Linked DNA regions of Homo sapiens: region 1 is linked to region 2. Evidence: chromatin contacts called from ENCODE Hi-C or POLR2A ChIA-PET data. All regions are on one chromosome and are shown on one strand. Each heading gives the region's core, a stretch centred on a gene start or an enhancer-like site at or near the end of the contact. The rest is flanking DNA. Distances are from core to core; before and after follow the strand shown.

Region 1 (3,627 bases), core at 955-3,454, 40 kb after region 2:
AACTATGAGTTGCCTTTTTCATTCTTACCTTCTGAGATAATTTCTATTACTCTTTCCTTTCAGGAGGTCACAGGGTAATGACAAGGATGGGTTCCTGGAGCCAGTTCATTTTGGGTGAAGGATTTTCCTCCTCCCTGAAGGCTGGGCAGTATTACTGTAGATATGCCACCCACCATCCCTTCCTGGCAAACAAAGGCAGTCTGCCTTGTTTAAGAAAGCTGGAATCTTACTAAGGTCTGTACTTTTATAAATTGTAGGACTTAAGTTGAGTTTGGGGTTTTATTGTCTGCTTTTAAAATCATGATCAGATATTATATATTTAAAACATGGCTTCAGAATTGTGAAACACAGTGTTCTCAATCATAAAAAAGGATGAACTATGTTATGCCTTTCTGTTTCCATTTCTGGGTTCTCTTTTTGTCTCCTTGCATGAATTTTTCTGTGATGCCCTGCCTTATGTCCTAATTCTTCTGGGACACTAACTGTGAAAATGTAGGCAAGATTCTTAACTCCTTTAAGACTGTCTTATTTGTTCATTCATTTATTTACTATTGAACTATTTGGTGAGCGCTTATAATGTGCCAGAATCTCTGATTAATGCTTGGGATACAGTAGAGAATCAGACAGACAGTTTCCCCCATTTGTGAAACGGGAAAATGAAACGCATATTTTAGGATTTTCAAATGGAGTAAGTGAAATTTTATATATATATGAGAGGAAGAGACAAAGAAGAGGACTAAAATCTATTGAACCCCTTACTTGATCCCCAGTAATGCTAGGTGCTGGATATGCAATTCTGATAATAAACTTGGAAAGTGATTGTTGTTATCCCTATTTTATAGATGTAGCAACTGAGGTTCAGAGAGGGAGGGTGAAGGTCCAAGTCACACATTGGATTCAAACCTGGTATGAAGTCCATATGGTTCTCACTCTGCTATGTTGCCTCCAGTGGTCTTGGAACACTGCTTGTCATCCACTGGGTGTGTTAATTCCCCATCACCAACTCCACATAGAAACTGGGAGGCTGTACTATTCTTGCTGCGTGGATATATATATATATATATTTTTTTTTTTTGAGACGGCATCTCGCTCTGTCACCCAGGCTGGAGTGCAGTGGCCCAATCTCGGCTCACTGCAAGCTCCGCCTCCTGGGTTCATGCCATTCTCCTGCCTCAGCCTCCCGAGTAACTGGGACTACAGGCGCCCGCCACCACGCTTGGCTAATTTTTTTGTATTTTTAGTAGAGACAGGGTTTCACCATGTTAGCCAGGATGGTCTTGATCTCCTGACCTTGTGATCCTACCACCTTGGCCTCCCAAAGTGCTGGGATTACAGGCATGAGCCACACTGTGGATATATTTGATAGCACTAAATGTGGTCTGGGTAGAGTAAGGGGTACTTGAATGGAAAATCCAAATCATGTTCCCTGATTCTTTAGGGACAAGATGTAAAGAAGACTTTATGAAAGGAAAGGGAGGGAGACATACGTTAAGCTCACTAACTCCAAGTCATAGGAAGAACTTTAAGGTCCTCTGGCAGCTAGACTCACCAGCTCAGGAGACAGCTGAGACACAGACTCTTGGCGAGAGGAACACTGTCTTTCCCAAGCCAACCCGTCTCTGCTGCAGTGACATTAAAAGATAAAATGTTCAAAACTCTCTACCCCTCTGACTCTTACCACTTCCTAGGTGGAGGCAGACCTGAACTGCATAAACAACGAGGTATATTTTTCCACTTAAGATGTTCAGTGCCTATCCAAGGAAGAAAGAGTCTGTCAGAAAACATTCACTTAGGGCCTGCACATTTTCAAGAAGCTGAAAGCAGAGTAGGAAGTGAAATCACTATGCTTACATTTGGCAAGAGGACTGCAAAACTGCCCCCAAGCTAAACAATTTGGACCTGTGCACCCTTTTCTCTTCCATCTCTTTGTTTGGATAAGTCACAGCAAGAGCACGTAACAGATTTACCAGCACTATTCATGTGTTTTTAACTTTACGAGCAAAGCCTTCTCTTTGGTATCAAGAAAAGGAAGGGTCGGTCATGCCAGAGAGTGCTTGTTGCCACTGAGAAAACTTGTGAGGGTTACCAGAATGAAAAGACAGACACAAATGAAGAAAGGCAGAGTTTTGCATGCAAAAAGGGGGAAAAAATCTTTTCCTTGGCATAGAAAAATTTCATCCTGAAGGTTCTTTTTTCCCTTTTTTTGGCAATGTGATAAACACCTTAAAATAGAGTTATGAAACAGAAACAGATTCTATAGAATGAGGAAACCAAGACTAGTGACCTCAGAGAACTTATGTATCAAACCTGTCATTCTAGAGATGATAAAACTGAGGCCAGAAGGATGATGATTTCCCCAAAGTCAAAGAGTTTGTCATTGACTGCTATGGTTTGAATGTGCCCCTCAAAGTTCATGGGTTGGAAACTCAATCTCAAGTACAACAGTGTAGAGAGGTGAGACATTTAAGAGGTGATTAGATCATAAGGGTTCTGCCCTCATGAATGAATTAATATCATTATCTCAGGAGTGAGCTCATTATTGCAAGAGTGAGTTTGTTATAAAAACGAGTTTGAGCTGGGCGCAGTGGCACAAGCCTGTAGTCCCAGCTACTTGGAAGTCTGAGACAGAGGATTGAGCCCAGGTTCAAGACCAGCCTGGGCAACATTACAAGACCTTATATCTGAAAAAAAGAAAAAAATTATTTTGTCTCTCTCTCTCATCTGTCTTGCCATGTGATGCCTTCTACCATGCTATGACACAGCAAGAAAGCCCTCACCAGATGTAGCCCCTTAACTTCCCGGCCTCCAGAACCATGAGCCAAATAAGCTTATGTTGTCTATAAATTACCTAGTCTGTGGTATTTTATTATAGCAGCACAAAACTGATTAAGACATGACCAAATCAATAATGAAGCTCAGCTTCTAGTGGGCCTTATCGCTGTCCTCCATTGCTCGGCATTCCCTTGATTACAATGAAAAGCCTTCAGTAAAAGGTAATCTCATTCATCCTCGGGCATTAGCTTACCTAGTCTTAAGTAAACATATCCCAGCATTTTCCAGGTTTAGCATTAGAAGAAGCCTTTTAGCTGAGGAGGGGGGTGGGAGAGGATGAATTAATTCTCTTCTCTAAATCACCTTCCCCTTGGAGTCTATCTATAGTCCTGCTGCCATTTCCATGCTGCCCTCCCCCACCACTACCCTCCATTCCCCCATCCCCATCAAGGGGTTCTGTTAATTCTCTAACACTTGAGCCAAAGAATGAGCCCAACCCATTTTGGGGGTTGCCCTAAGCATAGCTGAGGTAGTCTGAACTTACAAAGAGACTTTACTGAAACAGAGGTAAGAGAAAAGGCAGTAGAATGTAGTGGAGCAATCTGAACTTTGAAATCAGAAAAATCGGGGTTTAAATCTCAGCTCTACTGCCCATTAGCTGTGCAGATCTGACTAAGTCACTTGTCTTGTTAAGTTTTCTCATTTGTTGGATATGGAGACAAAATTAGGGCATTTGATACAATTAAATAAGAGCATAAGGCATCTACCTCAGATCTTTGCACACAGTAGGCACTGGTGTTCATAAAACATAAAAAAAAGTTTGATTTAGAAAGCATGGGTTTATGGTCAATCATT
Region 2 (3,651 bases), core at 650-3,149:
TCACTGTCCAGCAGTGGAAAGAGACAGGCAGCAGACTACCACCAGCCATGTGGCTAACAAGCATTAGGAGAAAAACTGGGGCAGAAGCAAAGGAGGGGGTGCTGCCTCTGGAGGAGACTAGGAAATCTTCATAAGGACGGTCACCAACTTCTGTGTTGGGGCTTGGAGGATGAGAGGAGCTTGTTGGGTGTGTGACCCTAGGGTGGGGTAGTTCTCATAAGGTGAAGGCAAGTGGCACAAACCACAGGCTCACTGTGCACAAAGGGTGCAATGTGATGATCTGCATGAATTTGGGGAGGGGGAGATCACTGCCGGTTAAGGGATCCTAGAAGGCTTCAGGAAAGTGGTGATCTCTGACTGGGGCTTTGATGGATGCGCGACATCTTGGGGAGGTGGGGGAGTAGTGAGGCCGGGGTTCTTCAGGTCCTCTCTCTCTCCATTTTCTGTGAGTGAGGGCAGGAGCAGGCTTCGTTGGGCAGAGGCAGGAGAAAAAAATTCTAGCATGAATCCTGGATTAGGTGAGATCCCAGCAGCTGACACAGATGCCTCCACAGTGGGGCCATACCCTCGGGGAATCTGAACCACAGAGCAGCAGAGTTGAAATGGATCCGAGAGAGCCCCCTTTCCAAGGGGGAGAAGCCCACCCAGGAAGAAAGAGGTGAAAAAAGCAGGCCCAGGTCCCCAGTCTTGGAGGTCAAGGTTCTCCCCGACTTTGAGGAATTGCAGATGCCCATTTCAAATGACATATTTGAGAAGGAAAGGTGGCTGAAACCTACAAAAGTCTTCTTTGTTAAGTATCTTATATCAAATGTATCTCTCTTTTTTTCTCTCTGTAGCATTTTTCAGCCCACTGTCACGTGATTGTTTGTTTAACAGCTCCCTGACTAGAACATAAACACCGAGGGGATGTTCCTGCTATATCCCCAGCACCCAGCGCAATGTCCTCCATACAGAACACTCACTAAACACGTGTTTAGCGAAAGAAGTTAATCCTTATGGTGGTCCTACAAAATCGATCTTATTATCTCTGTAAAGACTCAGAGTAGTAAAGTAACTTGCCAGAAGTCACATAGGTGGTGAGTGCTCAAACTCAGGGTTGTCAGATTCCAAAGACAGCTCTTTCCACTACCCTACCCCTCCTCAATGAACTGTACTTTCCAGAGCTTCTTGCCTAATGCTCACTCTGTGGGACCCTCAGCTCATCTCTGACTTTCTCTGACATTCCTAGGGGGTCTGTGAAAAGCCCCACAATCATGAGGGGTGCGGTGGAAGGGGAATAGGTTGTCACCTCTAGAAGCTCTGAACTTATCCTCTGGTGGCCAGGGAAAACTGGACTGGTTCTTCATCTGTGGTTCTTCTACTTCTCTCCTGCCCAACTATCTGTGCCCAGAGAGTATCCAAATGGCAGGGTATGTGCAGAACGCCCTGTCAAGGAAGCATTGAAGGCCCACACATGTATTCAATGCATGTAAAATGGACCACAGTTGGCTGGGTTGGGGGGCTAAGGAGTTGTGGTGGGAATAAGTGGGGTGGGCAGCATAAGGGCTGCTCCCAGTTTCCTGAGGGACCACTGTGGGCACAGTGAGTGCCTGAGGGTAGGAGTTATGAGGAGGCAAAGTTTGATCACATGGTGGATGTCTGCCCAACAAATCAATCCATGACCCTGACCTCTGCTGATACTCCCTTCAGGCCATGAGCCCTTCCAGAGTAGGGACCATATGGGATTCATCTTTGCTAAATGGCTGTTGATTGATTTGCCTGACTCAGAGGAAAATAGCAACTCAGGAGTTGAAGGACTGCACCCCAGCCCACTCCAATGGGGAAGTGCCCCCATGAACCACCTGTAGGAGGGGCTGGGGTAGTTCTGCTTGCTCTCATCTATGTCTGCAACCTCATCTCTTCCTGCTACCCAGCACTTCACTGTGCCGTCCAACCAGAACTACTTTCAGTTCCTTGAATAAGCCAGCCTCTCTTGCAACTCCAAACCTTTGTTTAGGCTCTCCTGTTGCCTGAGATAGTTCCTTAACTTGGGGCCTCCTGCAGCCACCCACAACTCTCCTACCCCAGCCATGTAAGGAGCTCTCTTTTGTATCCTTTCCCAACATCCTGAGAGCTCGGGACCAAAGTAAAGCTCACCCTGCATCCCAACTGTCTGCTGTTGAGACTGTGACTTCTTTAAGGTGGCAAGGGGGGCTTAACAATTTGATTTCTCCGTGCCTAGCACAGGGCTCGGAACAGAGGAAGGATCCAATAATGTTCCCTGCACAAAAACATTTCCCTACGGTCAGAGCTATCCAATAATGAGATAGGCTGCACTGGAAGGCAGTGAGTGAGCTTCTTGTCTCTAGTGGAATGTTACTGGAGGCTGGGTGATTGCATGGCAGGGAGACAGCAGAAAGCTTCTTGTCCTGTATAGGAGGCTAGACGAGGTGAACTCTGGGGTTCCTTATAGGACTAAGGTCCTAGGACTCTAAGAATTACCCCCCACACTCAGAGTACCCCCTGGAGCAGCAAGGGAGGGTATGGCCAGCCTCTGGGACCTGCTGAATCCTGGCATCCAAACAAACATCCATCCATGTTGGCTGAACACAAACCTTCCACTGCTTCATGATATAGCATTCATGAAATCCTATATATTCTGATTCCACATGGCATAGATATGTCTTTTCCCCTCTCTGGGCCTCAGTTGTCCATCTATAAGATAGGGGTGAAAGGCTGAACTGGGTTCTCTCTAAAGAGACAATTTCTAAGAAAACTCCAGGAATTGTCCAATTGGTATCTTGAGGCCATGTTGCCTGGTAAGGCTGAAACTATGAAGACATGGTGGGCTTTTAAATTAAGCAGGAAATATTCATCTAAAAGCTCAAGGGTCCTGCAGTCACAGAATGCACTGCAGTACTGGATGGTCTAATGGCCAGCAATGAAGGCCTAATCAGGAGGCAGGCAAAAGGGATGGTGCCACAGAAGCACATGGCTAAGGGACTCTGTGATCAGACTGCCTGACGCATGGCAAAGCAAGAGGGGCCTCAGTTTTGAAACCTGGTTCTACCCTTTCCTGGGTGTGTGGCCTCAGGCAAGTTACCTAATCTCTCTGAGCCTGTTTTATCCACTGCTGAGGTTGTTTTATATATGGAAAGTATTTAGTGTCTGGCCCAAAGCAGGTATTCCTAGAAACCAGGCTTTGCCTGTAATGAACACTTTCCCACCTCCATTTCCTGCCTGGCAAATCCAAAAAAAACATAAGCTTGTCACATGGCAATATGGAAGGCAAAACCCTGCTCTAATGGAGAAACACACTGCTATTCTGACAATGGGGAAAAGCCTAACAACTTCCTCTGGATGTTCTAAATACCTAGGCAGTTGTTAGAAAAGGGACAGCCTGGAGTTGTCCCTCAACCCCATCCCCACTGCCCCCAGGAAAACGGAGTCTAGGGAGAAAGGGGAAGGAGGGTCCTGAATTGTTCGGCCACCCTGAAATCAACTTTTAAAATAATCTGGGATTATTTTAAACTGTGGCTACTTCTGATTTGGGCAACAGTTCAAAAAAAGTCCTTCAAAGTAGAAGATGACTGATATTTTTCAGACAAACTACTCCACTTCTTATTACTAGGTCTCTTCCTGCCATCTGAATTAAGCAGGATACAACAGTTT

What was found. A loop is a pair of places that touch in the nucleus more often than their neighbours do. ChIA-PET counts read pairs that join two places held with the same protein, here RNA polymerase II (POLR2A). Pooled maps may share reads with other maps.
Region 1: a map with no recorded cell type shows a loop between it and region 2 (2.2-fold over the local background). The contact joins two enhancer-like sites. A Hi-C loop is called at or near these places in 2 of 168 maps with a recorded cell type or tissue (B cell and sigmoid colon), 3 of 37 single-sample maps with no recorded cell type and 8 of 50 pooled maps. POLR2A ChIA-PET finds 5 or more read pairs at or near these places in 2 of 52 experiments (A673 and activated B cell).

The regions. Positions count from the first base shown.
Region 1 is chr1:48,788,232-48,791,858 of GRCh38, forward strand. The region is part of intron 6 of AGBL4 (AGBL carboxypeptidase 4); the gene reads right to left. Among named protein-coding and RNA genes, the nearest start is that of BEND5, 13 kb to the left of the region's middle. Within about 2 kb of position 2,205, at least 2 of the 41 ENCODE cell types and tissues checked have a DNase peak (open chromatin) inside an H3K27ac peak, as active enhancers do.
Region 2 is chr1:48,748,417-48,752,067 of GRCh38, forward strand. The region is part of intron 6 of AGBL4 (AGBL carboxypeptidase 4); the gene reads right to left. The region is part of intron 3 of BEND5 (BEN domain containing 5); the gene reads right to left. Among named protein-coding and RNA genes, the nearest start is that of BEND5, 27 kb to the right of the region's middle. RefSeq lists an enhancer at 1,878-2,007. Within about 2 kb of position 1,900, at least 2 of the 41 ENCODE cell types and tissues checked have a DNase peak (open chromatin) inside an H3K27ac peak, as active enhancers do.